2 separate regions of the Homo sapiens genome follow, and region 1 is linked to region 2. The links are chromatin contacts, found by Hi-C or POLR2A ChIA-PET in ENCODE. All regions are on one chromosome and are shown on one strand. Each heading gives the region's core, a stretch centred on a gene start or an enhancer-like site at or near the end of the contact. The rest is flanking DNA. Distances are from core to core; before and after follow the strand shown. Region 1 overlaps SLC12A7 (solute carrier family 12 member 7). Region 2 overlaps SLC12A7 (solute carrier family 12 member 7).

Evidence for each region. A loop is a pair of places that touch in the nucleus more often than their neighbours do. ChIA-PET counts read pairs that join two places held with the same protein, here RNA polymerase II (POLR2A). Pooled maps may share reads with other maps.
Region 1: a loop to region 2 is called in a map of heart right ventricle, with 2.3 times the contacts of the local background. The contact joins two enhancer-like sites. A Hi-C loop is called at or near these places in 9 of 168 maps with a recorded cell type or tissue (HepG2, KBM-7, Right ventricle myocardium inferior and 5 more) and 3 of 50 pooled maps. POLR2A ChIA-PET finds 5 or more read pairs at or near these places in 6 of 52 experiments (H1, HEK293T, K562 and 3 more).

What each region holds. Positions count from the first base shown.
Region 1 is chr5:1,091,472-1,097,575 of GRCh38, forward strand. SLC12A7 (solute carrier family 12 member 7) reads right to left here. Exons shown (of 24, transcript NM_006598.3): 2 at 2,683-2,777; 3 at 2,062-2,184. Among named protein-coding and RNA genes, the nearest start is that of SLC12A7, 18 kb to the right of the region's middle. Within about 2 kb of position 2,045, at least 3 of the 41 ENCODE cell types and tissues checked have a DNase peak (open chromatin) inside an H3K27ac peak, as active enhancers do; they include heart right ventricle, where a contact is called at or near this core.
Region 2 is chr5:1,049,672-1,055,527 of GRCh38, forward strand. It overlaps SLC12A7 (solute carrier family 12 member 7), which reads right to left. Exons shown (of 24, transcript NM_006598.3): 23 at 3,678-3,811; 24 at 713-2,780. The coding sequence ends at 2,689. Among named protein-coding and RNA genes, the nearest start is that of MIR4635, 10 kb to the right of the region's middle. Within about 2 kb of position 3,145, at least 4 of the 41 ENCODE cell types and tissues checked have a DNase peak (open chromatin) inside an H3K27ac peak, as active enhancers do; they include heart right ventricle, where a contact is called at or near this core.

The DNA of each region.
Region 1 (6,104 bases), core at 795-3,294, 41 kb after region 2:
CCTGGAGAAAGCCAACATCTCCCTAGGACACAAACTCCAGCACACAGGCGGACAGACAGGGAAGGCCTGTGGCTCCTGAGTTTTGGTGCCAGAGTACCAGCCTGAGCCCATGAGGCCTCAAGGTAGTGCCCAGCATGCGTGAAACCCCAGAAAGGTGCTGAGTGCTGAGCCCGGCAATACCCAGTTCCACAGCGTCCACGTGCGGAAAGGTACTGAGTGCTGAGCCCGGCACACCACCACCCAATTCCGCGGCGTCCACGTGCGGCACGGCAATACCCAGTTCCGCAGCGTCCACGTGCAGAAAGGTGCTGAGTGCTGAGCCCGGCAATGCCCAGTTCCACACCATCCACGTGCAGAAAGGTGCTGAGTGCTGAGCCTGGCAACACCCAATTCCGCAGCGTCCACGTGCAGCAGTGATGGTCCCACCCCAAGGGCTGGCCGAGCTACAGACAGGGGGGGCGGCCACAAGCTCCCCGAGCCGGGAAGGACCCAGCAGGGGAACCAGAAAGAGGTCCAGAGATGCAGCTTCTGAAGAGGCCACTACCCTGTCCTGGGACAACAGCCAGGGCTGAGGGCCCTCATCAGGCCAGGCCCCACCCCAAGGTGGTCTCACGGTCACGTCCCTCGTCTCCGGTTACTTCAACCCCAGATTGAGGCTTCTCAAAAACAAAACCAAATGTCTTCAAGTATTTTGGAAATGCAGTATTAATTCCGCTGTGTTTACAGTAAAAGGAAGGAAAGAGACATCTTGAGCGGCCTGACTTCCCGACTGCTGTGTGGGACCCAGGTCAGCAGAACACTGGACGCTGGCAGGAGGCACTCAGGGGTGGCGTCGACGCAAAGCGCAGAGCCCAGGCTGGGAGGATGCAGGGGAGGGCAAGGAGCCGGCCGACGGACGCCCCACTTGGTGGAGGTCACACGCAGCAGGGGGGCCCACCCTCCCTGGACCTGGGGGCGCCTGGCTCAGCACCTCCTTCCTTCCTGCTCACTGGCCTCTACCTGGCACTACAAAACCCTCCCTTCTGAGAAGATAGGGATCTCCTGATGGTATTTTTAGAGTTAGAAAGTTAAGGAAAATAATAGGGGAATTTAAAAATCACCCTAAAAAGCCAACGTATGCCCTTAGCTGTCTGCCGAAGGAGGGGGGCACAGGCTCGGGGCTGACTCGGGAAATGACAATTTTGTGTCAAGACTGGGGGAGGCCGTCGCCCGGCTTCAGAGCAGGGCCTGCGCTGCTTGGTTTCTTCCGGTGGATTATTTTTTTTTGTTTTTTGTATCTTATTCTAGAGCAACACAGACATATTTGAAAGAAGATTTAAAAAGCAGAGGGAGTTGAGAAGAAACTGAGCCACCCGCCGCACCCCCACAGCGAGGACCTAAGATCTCCCCCAACACGGGTCCAGGGTCTTTCTCGCCTGTGAGCGTCACCTCAGGGCCTCAGGCCTCAGGGTGGCTCTCAGGCAACCCGTCTGTACAGGACGGCAGAACCCTCCCGAGGATGCTCAAGGGGTTTCCACACCTCGTCACCCACAGAAACCACTCAAGGGAAACCTTTCCCCACTGCACCCCCCTCGTTTCCTAGGACGGATTCCTGGAAACAAATCCTCAGGGAATAAAACTGCAGGGAAAATGCTACCAGGCTAAGTGTCCTGGACAGGAAATGAAAAGGAGGGCGGCCCCTGGGAGCACCGAGGCCACAGCACCCTCTGGAAGGGGCCACGTCCCGGCCTCTCGGCACCATTCAGACTCCTCTCCACAGCAGGGGATGGGGCCGCTCCCGCAGAACGAACAAAACACCCCAAGTTCATTTCTCGACAGGGAACCCGGCCACCCAGATGCATGGGGGTGTCACGCTTCCCCGGACGGTGGAGAGGGAAGAGGCCTGGACAGGAGCTGCAGGGCAGGCACCATCGAGCCCTCCCAGGAAGAAAGGGCTGGACGTGGCCATGATACCAGAGCTCAGGGCAGCTCTTCTGACAAGCAACTGCCTTGCCGGCGTGATCTAACCCTGCCGGGACACACGGGGCGGGGACTGGGCGGGCACGGGCAGGGTGGCAGTACCTTGGCCTCCCGCCGCCGGCTCTCCTCGTCCTCCTCGTGCTCCACCACGCCCTGGCTCAGGTTGGTGTAGTTGGCCAGCTTGTTGAGCAGCGAGGACACCATGGGGTTACTGTCCATCTCCTCCTGCGCGGCGTGGACATGGTCACAGGCGGCCCGCACCTCGCCGTGGGCCCCCCGACCTCCCTCCCCGTGTTCAGGGTGTGGAGCTCAGGCCCTCCCCGGGTCCTCAGCCCCTGGGTCTGAAGCAAGCCAGAGAGGCCTGGACACCTGTGTGGCAGGTCTGAGTCCGAGGCCAGGGCTCCAGGCCTCACTGAGTGGGGCCACCCACCCATGGCAGGGACCCCAGGGTGTCCAGCACTCAGCAGCTCAGAGGGGTTCCCGTGGGGCCGGAGCACCCTAGATCCAGGAAGGAGCCCAGAAGGCACCAGCCGAGGAGCACGTCCCAGCTCAAGTGCGGGACTGGGCCCCCGCCACAGCCTTCAGGACAGGGAGGCCCCAGTTCCTTCCACGTGGTGTCCAGTCCTGTGGGAGGCCCCGGCCTGGGGGCCCCCAGGGGCTCCTTTACTTTTCCACATCAAAGCAACGGCCCTGGCACCTTCTTCTTCTAAAAAGTAAAGTTACCTCGAAAAGTGCCATGTTCTTCCCTTCAAAGAAGCTCTCTTGTTCCACCTCGACATTGTTGAGGAATGGGCTGTTTTCTCTTGGATTTCCATCTCCTAGTGAGGGAAAAACAATTCAGAGTCAGCTTAGAAGGAACTAAAAGCAAGCACAGAAGGCCAACTACAGATCTTGCACGGAGGGCTCTGGTCCCCACCAGCTGTCACCTCTAAACCATGGCTAAGGGTGATACTTCTCACACACTCTCCTTCCTTCCACACATCTGTGTTCCAAAGAAAGGGGCATTTCCCAGGGTGCACGCTAGTCCCAGGACACATGCTAGCCCCAATGCGCAAGCTATCCCCAGAACACAAGCTATCCCTAGGACACAAGCTATCCCCAGAACACACGCTAGCTCCAGGGCATACGCTATCCCCCACACACATCATCATTGAAGACAAAGCCCCTGAAAGCCTCGGCAAGTGAGCTGTTCAGCCCAGGGCAAGGGTACCTCCCTCTGGCGTTGAAAATCTCTCATTCAGCCAAATGTGGGCAAAATTCTCACTCTTAAAAGTCGGGGTGGCACCTCCTAGCCTTGCTGCTTAATCCGCCATTTCGGAGGGACACAGAGGACTTCCCACTGTTCCCTGTTGAGGACGCCGCCCACAGGCTCTCTAGGTAAATGAGCCCCTCCTGAGTCTTTCAGGAAGGCTGGGCCGGCGACCCCTCCATGGGGCTGAGCCCAGGCTTCGAACCAGGGGGTAATCCTAGCAGCTGCCCGAGAGCATGAGCAAGGGAATTGGTGGGGAGGAGGACTTGAGGCTCCCTGGCAGGTTGAGGCCCGATGGCCCATGTGACGGTGTTAGAAGATAGGGTCGGTAGGAGGTGGGGGCGGTAGGAGGCGGGGGGCCGGTAGGAGGCGGGGCCGGTAGGAGGTGGGGCCCGTAGGAGGTGGTGAGGTGTGGAAGGGGATGAAAGTCCCTACCCCCAGGCCTCAGCAGCAGAGCTGTCGCCCTCCCACCCTCCATGGGAGGACACGGCAGGGAACCTAGGGCCCTCGCCAGACCCCAAACCTGCCCAGGCCTTGGTCTAAGACTTTCAGCCTCAAGAACTCTGAGAAGTTTCTGTGTTCATGAATCACCTGACCTGGGGGACTGTCACAGCAACACAAGGAACTCGGCACAGGCCACTGCAGAGACCACAGCCTGCCCGGGACCCCTGAGCAGCCCATGGTCAGAACAGGGTCTGCAAATGCACATGCCCCAGCCAGGCACGGTGAGGAGCTGAAGGGCATCAAACCATAGCCACCCACGCACCCCAGGGCCCTCAGGGCCCTCTGCCCCATGTGCTGCACACCAGCTCCCCAGACTGGGAACGACCAAGCCGGGACCCTTCCTAGGGGTGCTCGGCCCATCCTTGCCCAGTCCACCCTAGCCCTGCACAGAATGGTGTGGGACCCTGAGGGTGCAGAAGAAACGGTCAAGGCAGGATGCGAGGTGGCCGGAGGAGGGCAGGCCAAGACCTCATCACTGCACCAAACAACCCCAGCTGGGAGGGTGGGCATTCTCTATGGGACATTTCAGATGTGCCAGAGCCCACTGGCGGCCACCCTGGCTGGCTGACAGGCACCAGCCGCAGGAGTGGTGGGTTCCAGCCGTGCCAGCAAAGAGGGCATCGCCGTCTGGGGGCAGGCGGGCAGCACGTGCTCCCAGTAGGGTGCCTGGGGCGGAAAGCACAGCCTTCAGGGTGTGCAGGTCCTTGGTGCGACCATGAGTGACTGCAGATGCCTAGACCATGGGGCACACCACAGAGAGGCCAGTGCCACGGAGCAGCGGCCCCACCCCTCAAAAACGTCAGGGAGACAACTCAGAGGAAGCTCCAGGTGACAGAGACGGTCAAATGCACGCACAACCTCAGACTTCTTTTTCTAGAGACCGTGATTGGGCCAGTTGGTGAGATCTGAAAAAGATCTCTCGTGTGTGATCATTAACTCCCTGATTCTGGTGACTGCACTGCAGAGATTCTGAAAGAAACGTGCTTGCTTTTAGGAAATACGCCTGTGAGAGGCACCACGTCAGCTGCTTACTCCCAACAGTTCAGAAACAAACGTGGGAGTGAAAGACGGAGACCTGGGGCAGGGCAGGAGGCAGGAGGGACACAGCCAACATGGCAGGAGGTTGGCATTTGGGCAACGGAGGCCAAGGGCAGATGGGCGTTCTCCACACTGGTCTTGCAACCTTTCTGAAATCTAAAATTACATGGAAATCAGGTTAAAAGAAAAATTACACATACTTTCAACTAAGAAAATATGTCTAAATGTCTTTCCCATCAATTATAGGTGTCTTTCCAAGATGAGTCCCATCCAGGGCCCTTCCCCACTCCTCTTCAATGGTTTCAGTGGATTCCTGCTCAGGCCCTTTTTCTGGACACAACGGCCAACTGTTTACAGAGAGATCAGTGGTGACTGGCGACACTTTCTGGAGTCAATGGAAGATGAAGGACCAGGAGCCTGGTGCAGCTATTCTTAGAGGGAGGGAGGGAAGGAAGAAAGGAGGGAGGGGGGAAGGGAGGGAAGGAAGGAGGGAGGAAGGAAAGGAGGGAGGGGGGAAGGGAGGGAAGGAAGGAGGGAGGAAGGAAAGGAGGGAGGGGGGGAGGGAGGGAAGGAAGGAGGGAGGGAAGGAAGGAGGGAAGGGAGGGAAGGAAGGAGGGAGGGAGGGAAGGAGGGAGGGAGGGATGAAGGGAGGGAGGGAGGGAAGGAAGAAAGGAGGGAGGGAGGAAGGGAGGGAAGGAAGGAGGGAGGGAGGGAGAGACCCGAGGGTTTCGGGTTCTCCCTCCCACGCAGCCAACCCCACAGACAACCTTGGACAAAGTCACAGCTGCTTGGGCTCAAGTTTCTCTTCCCCGCAGGAAGGGTGCGTGGCTCCGGAGGCTCAGCCCTGCCTGCCCTTCTCCACCAGGAGTGCAGCTTGGGGCTCCGCTGCCCGGCCTACATCCCTTCTGGAAAGCACAGGTTTACTGGTGGTTGAGGTCTTAGCATGTAACTATGTCTGCGTTCAGCAAGCAACCACTGTTTATCTGAACTCCTACGAACTGTACAAGTAGGAAAAACGTGTACACAGCAAGCACATTCGCTCAAACCAAGGGGACCAACATCCTTCCCGTCGCCTCCAACACTCCCAGCAGAAGCAACCCCTGCTCACCGCAGCGTCTCCTCTGCGCAGCCCACTTGGGAAGATGGCAACGCCTATCAGGCCCCAAGAACACCCCGAAAAACACACACACAAGCTCCCCACAGGCAACCTATGCAGTTGGAAAAAAGCACTAGAAACAACTTGCTCAAGTTGGATTAATATCGAGAAATTCATTAAACTTAGAAAACATAACGATGTAACCACCACAGGGTCACACCCGAGATCCCTGCGTCTGACTGTGCAGGGCTGTGCGCC
Region 2 (5,856 bases), core at 1,895-4,394:
CTTTCAGGAACCACAGGCCCTTCCCGTGCAGCTACAACCCTGCAAGAGGGGTCCGATTCCGCACGTCCTCCCCGCGATTCTCTGGTTTTGGCTGTGACCATCACAGGTGTGAGTTGGCATCTCACGAGTTAGAACACGCTGTCCCCACTCATGGCGGACTCTCTGGTGCCTCCATCCTTATATAAATTAAATTATAAATCGAATGGCCGGGCATGGTGGCTCATACCTGTAATCCCAGCACTTTAGGAGGCTGAGGCAGGCAGATCACTTGAGGTCAGTTCGAGACCAGCCTGGCCAACATGGTGAAACCCCATCTCTACTAAAATACAAAAATTAGCTGGGCGTGGTGGTACACGCCTGTGATCCCAGCTATTCGGGAGGCTGAGGCAGGAAAATAGCTTGAACCTGGGAGGCGGAGGTTGCAGTGAGCTGAGGTGACGCCACTGCATTCCAGCCTAGGCAACAGAGACTGTCTCAGAAATACAGAGATTGGGTCACTTCAACACACAGCACTAGGAAGTTTGGGGTAAGGTCATTTCCAAGCCGATGACATGATTTGGAAGCCCTCGTCCAATTCATATGGTCACTCTTCAGCCACCTGAGTTGGCTGTGGCTGGTCAGCCCTGACGCTCCTGCTAGAAAAGGGGCGGCCAGTACATTTTCTCCAGCTGTCTTTCATGCTGAATGAGACTCAAGAGATTCTTCAACGTACTCAGATTTCATAGGATTTTATTTTTCTACTAACACAGACAGACAGGGAAACCTACAAAAGGAAACGGAGTCAATTGTAAATGGCTGTAGTTACTGGTTACACGGAGTTGACAACACAAAGGATGCCTGGTGCTTGCGTGCAGAGGCTGCAGCCCAGGGCGGGGGCAGAGCTGAGCCCTCAGGAGGTGGTTTCGTGTGCAGAACTGAGCGGCCCTCAGAAGCAGGGCTGTTTTCCAGCCACCAACCAACGTTCAGAGCCAGCACCATGTGGCCGCTGTGCCTCTAGCCTGCTCTCCTCCAGGTGCAGGGGACACAGGACCTGCCGGCCCCATCCAGACATGGAGGAGCGTTTTGCTGCTTAACTCATGCTTAGCCAAGGCAGGCAGAGGCTGTGGGAACTGCTGAGCCCCGCTGTGATGTCTGGGACACGCTCTGGGCAGCAGCCGTCACTCTACAGCAATGCCAGCCCTAGTCTGGCTCCTCAGAAACATCTGGGGGCACAAGTGCAGCCTCTGCCCCGATTTGAACTTTGTTGATGGGGCTGATTCCCTTGGGAGACCATGCAAGCCAGACGTAGCCCAAGGCCTGGCCATCTGGGGCCTCTAGTATATAGAAGCAACCTCTTTATGGACAACCTTGTTACCACGTAACTCCCTGGGGTGTTTAAATAAATAAATATGCCACATAGAAAGGGAGGCCCAAGTCGGTGCCACTGCCCGCAGCCTGCAAATGTGACCACAACCTACAAAGCAGAAACTCACAGCCAGCCGAAGTGCAAAGTGTTGGGCCCTTGAAAGCTATCTCTTCAGTGCCACCGCCGCCTCCATGCAAGGCACAGGCCATGGCAGGGGACGCCCGGGACTCAGCCAGACAGACCTGACACCAGGCGCCACTGCTGCCTGAGGACCTCCCACGTCGGGTCCGTGTCCTCCTTCCCTGGAGCACCGGGGTGGGGATGGCACGTGTGAGCCAGCTCAGAGGCTGAACTGTGTGCCGTGCTCCTGGGGTGGGGTGGGGTGGGGAGGGCAGTCCTGGCTGTCGTGGGCTGTCGGGGGAACTCACTGTTCACTCTGCGCGCGTGTGCCCCTGGGTTTCAGTGCATTTGCCTGCGTGAGGCACTGATCGCACCTGTGGCTGTGGGCTGGGCCCTGTCAGTGCTTATGAAAAGAAGTGGCTGGTTTTCTAAAGGTGGATGGAGACTCGGACAGCTGCAAACACAGCCCGGCATGGCAGAGCCACAGCTGGGGGCCCCTTCCCGGAGCGTAGGCCCTGATGAACTGAACGTGTTCACCACACACCCGACAGATGATCCACCACGTTCTGGAAAAGCCGAGTTCCCTTTCCAGATGGCCCTGGCCCACGCCTCAGCTCATGAAATGTGGACCTGCCGAGCCCAGAGGCTCCCACACGAGGGTGACACGGGCATGGACAGAGTCCTCCAGCTTCAGTGCCTTGAGGTACAGAAACACAAAGACAGTCAAGGAACAGAGTGACTCGGAGGTGACCGGGGCCCTGAGCGGAGCCATGGCCAGGGCTGACGTTTCACCTTCATCATCAGGGACAGCTTCAGCTCCGGGTGCTCTTCCAAGAATGTTCTGGATGGGGTAGAAATGCAACCTAACCACTGGGTAAATCCAGCCAAGGAAAAGAACTTCCAGAAACCAAGGCAAGGGCTCACTGGCTTCTTGTGACCTGCGAGAAGATCTGGCCACGTCCAGGTCACTCCGGTAGCAGCGTCTGCCCTCAGATGCAAGGAAATCGTCCAGCCACGCCCTGATTTGCTGAGCCTGTTAAGGCTGAACAGGAGAGCCCTAGGTGACGGGCCTAGAAACTTCCGTAGGAAGCCCCATGGGCAGCTTGGGCGGCATCACTGGGGGACAGGTGTGTCTGCCGTCTGTTTCCCTGGGCCAAGCCCAGGCCCAGGCTGCCCACGCCGTCCTCCGTGCCTGTCCCAGAGTGCCGTGATGCTGTTGGGCATTAGGAGTAGATGGTGATCACCTCCCGGCCGCCACCCCTGACCAGGAGGACTCTGTTCAGCCCCTCGGTCAGGACTTCAAGAAACTCCATGTCTGTGGTCAACAGAGTTAAGGCCACAGCTGATCTTACCTGAGCGTGTGTAGCTGAAATCGTGATAGGAGTGAGGTTTATCCTCTCCTGGTTAGCTAAGATTTGGTTTGAGAAACCCAGAGCCAAGGTGAAAAGAGAGGTGGGGATTAGAGAGACCCCCCAGGCGGGGAGGAGCAGGGCAGGGGAGAGAGGGGCCAGTGCTCGGGAAAGAGAGGGAGCACCGTGGCCACAGGGAGGACGAGCAGAGACAGCGACACAGCCCACGGTGCTGACCCCACCCGACAGGGAACCCCAGCCACGGGACTGGGTCCTCACCAGCCTACAGGGGACCTGGGCCACGGATTCCGATCAGGACGCATGGAGGACATGCCCTCACTGGCCCCAGTTCTTGGTGCCAACCTGGCAGGGATGTGCCAGGCGTCACCCTGTCTGTGCCAATACGCCCAGATGCACTGCGGAGTTCTCCTTCCAAAGCACAAATTCCCAAAGCTGCGACCAATTGTGGCCTTAAAGCCGAGAGCTGGGCTCCTCACCTCCCACCGTTGTCGGCGCAGGGTGGGGCTGAGCCCCAGCGGAGGTCCCAGAATGCACAGCTGCTGTGGGGATGCATGACAGGGAGCCTCCCAGCCCCAGGGCAGCCCTGAGCACCTGGGGACAGTGGGGCTGGTACTGTAGGCGGGCCCTCCCTCCCCCACACCAATGCCAGGGCTGGCCCCAACTCTGGCCCGGTCACCACTGGGCTCAGAGCCCCACTGCATCCCGGTCGTAGCTCCCAGAGCCTGGGGCTGAAGGAGAGGCGGGAAGCCAGCCTCACTCCCAGCACCCACAAACCCAGGTCTTAGCGAGAAGCCACCAGGGGGTGCCCGCACGCTCAGCAGGCACACTGCAAGAAAGGATACAGTTCTCGTCTCCCTGCCGGTTTTTGGGAGGACCTGGCATGTTGAGCAGGACCAGCTGCGCATCCTGGGACTTGTTGAGGACGACGCCATTGAGCTTCACAGCCGTGTGCATCCGCCTGACGTTGGACTGGTCCCTGCAGGGGAGGTGGGCACGGTCAGCGGGCGGCGGGTGCACCCCACGCTCCGGACACGAGGCTGAGCTGAGCCCTGATGAGCTGCATTCACACGTGTTGGAAAGGGCTGTGTGAGTCAGGATCAGGCGGATTCTCTGACCCTGAAGGATGCAGAAGTGGCGGCTCCGAGCGAAAGGCGCTGACTGCAGCCAGGGCGGGCGTTCAGCAGCGGGATGCTTTGGCCTCCAGGGACCTAGAACTCAGCCCACTAAGGCTGCCAAGCTTCTAAGGGCTACAGTCACACAACACAAACCGCAAGCGCTTTCCTAACTACATCTACATCTGCAAAGCAGGCAGAACAGTGGAAGCCGTCTGGGTGGCCCATGTGCCTGACGCCTTCAAGGCTGACACGCTTCTCTTGACATCTACATCATCGCCCCTAAACCCCACGTCAGACACTGCCAAACACAGACCCGTCAGGCTGGGCACACATGGCCTCCTCTCCGAGGGTCCTGATACAACTGGGTCCAAGGGGCCGGAAGCTCAGGAAGGAAAGGCCCAGAGTCCCCCACACCGGCCTGTGCAGCCGTTGCTGCTGAAGCTCCCAGGCCTGACAAGGACAGGGTATGCCGAGGACTCAGCTGGAGGCACAGGCCCTCAGTGGCCACTACTGGGTCCCCTCCTACGGCCCACCCTGCCCCTGTCTGGCCAAGGGCTAAAGGACAAGCACTTCCACCGTGTGGCCGTCCAGCCCCCGCCTTCCGTCCTCACAACGCAGCTCTGCTCCACGACCCTCCCTGTCTGCTCTCTGAAGCTGCTGTGGCCGGTCCATGTCTCAAAGCGTCCCTGGCGGCCTGGGCCCGGCCACAGCCCCACAGGAGGCTCCCCAACCAAGTAGGTTTGGGGACACTGCAGAATCATGCTGTGAGGTGCTCAGGCCCTTGCGGGACAGAGCTTATCTCCCTCCTCTACCCCACGGTCCCCTCCTAGGCAGGCCCCTAAACTGCAGCAGAACTGGCGTTCCAGGAGGCCACCTGGGGAAACGCTGGGCGGAGGGGAGCACTTGCGTTTCTGTGTTGGAAAAACCCGGCCCGTGTGTGGACTTGAAAGTCGGAGCGGGTCTCAGGCCAGCTGCAGCCGTGCGGTCGTGACTGTGGCCCCCTGGGGGAGGTCACCAGCGCCCTGGACGCAGAGGGGCGGCGGCGGACAGACAGAGGCCGCCCATGCAGGGTCATGGAGAGGCCCCACGGACGCTATCCAGGCTCACGCCCTTTGATCCGCTTGACGCTTAAGCCACATAAACGTGATCATAACCACCAATTTCCAGGAGGAACACAGGGAGAGACCTTCTATCTTCTCTCCAGCCTGGTCTAATTACAGATGGGGTCTCTGTCCACAGCACAGTCAAGGGGCTTTCGTGCCAGGAACTTGGAACTTTGAATTCGACTTCTGGATAGACCACAATTACCAGTGTGTTTGGGGACAAAGAGCAGCTCCAGGAAGTGAAAGCAGGCCAGGAGCACAGGGGGGTCGGAGTGGGCAGCGTGTCCACAGCCAGTGAGTGCTGGGGTGAGGCGGAGACCTGGCCCTTGGCTACTGGTGGAGTATGCCGGCCGCCACAGCAAGGAGGACCAGTGCAGACACAGGCACAGACACGCACACTAATGTGTATACGCACACACACATACATGCAGACACACTGATGTGTACACACACAGGCATAGTCACACTAATACACAAGTGCATACACTATCATGTACAAACAGGCATGCAGTCACAATGTGCAAATGCGTGCAGACACACTAACATGTAAGACATGCATAGTATGTGCACACAGACATGCACACTAACGTACGTGGACGTGCACACAGGCAGGTACACGTCCACCGGCAGGTGCGCTGACAGGTACATGCGAGCACGCACACAAACAGACATCCGTTAAGTGTGCTCCCGGGGACGTCACAGTAAGCCACGCACATCTCACGCCCGCACTGCCCAGAAGAGGTCAGGGCCGACCTCCAGATCTTCGGAGGGCTTCTCCCAGCCCAACCCCGAGAAACTGCTGG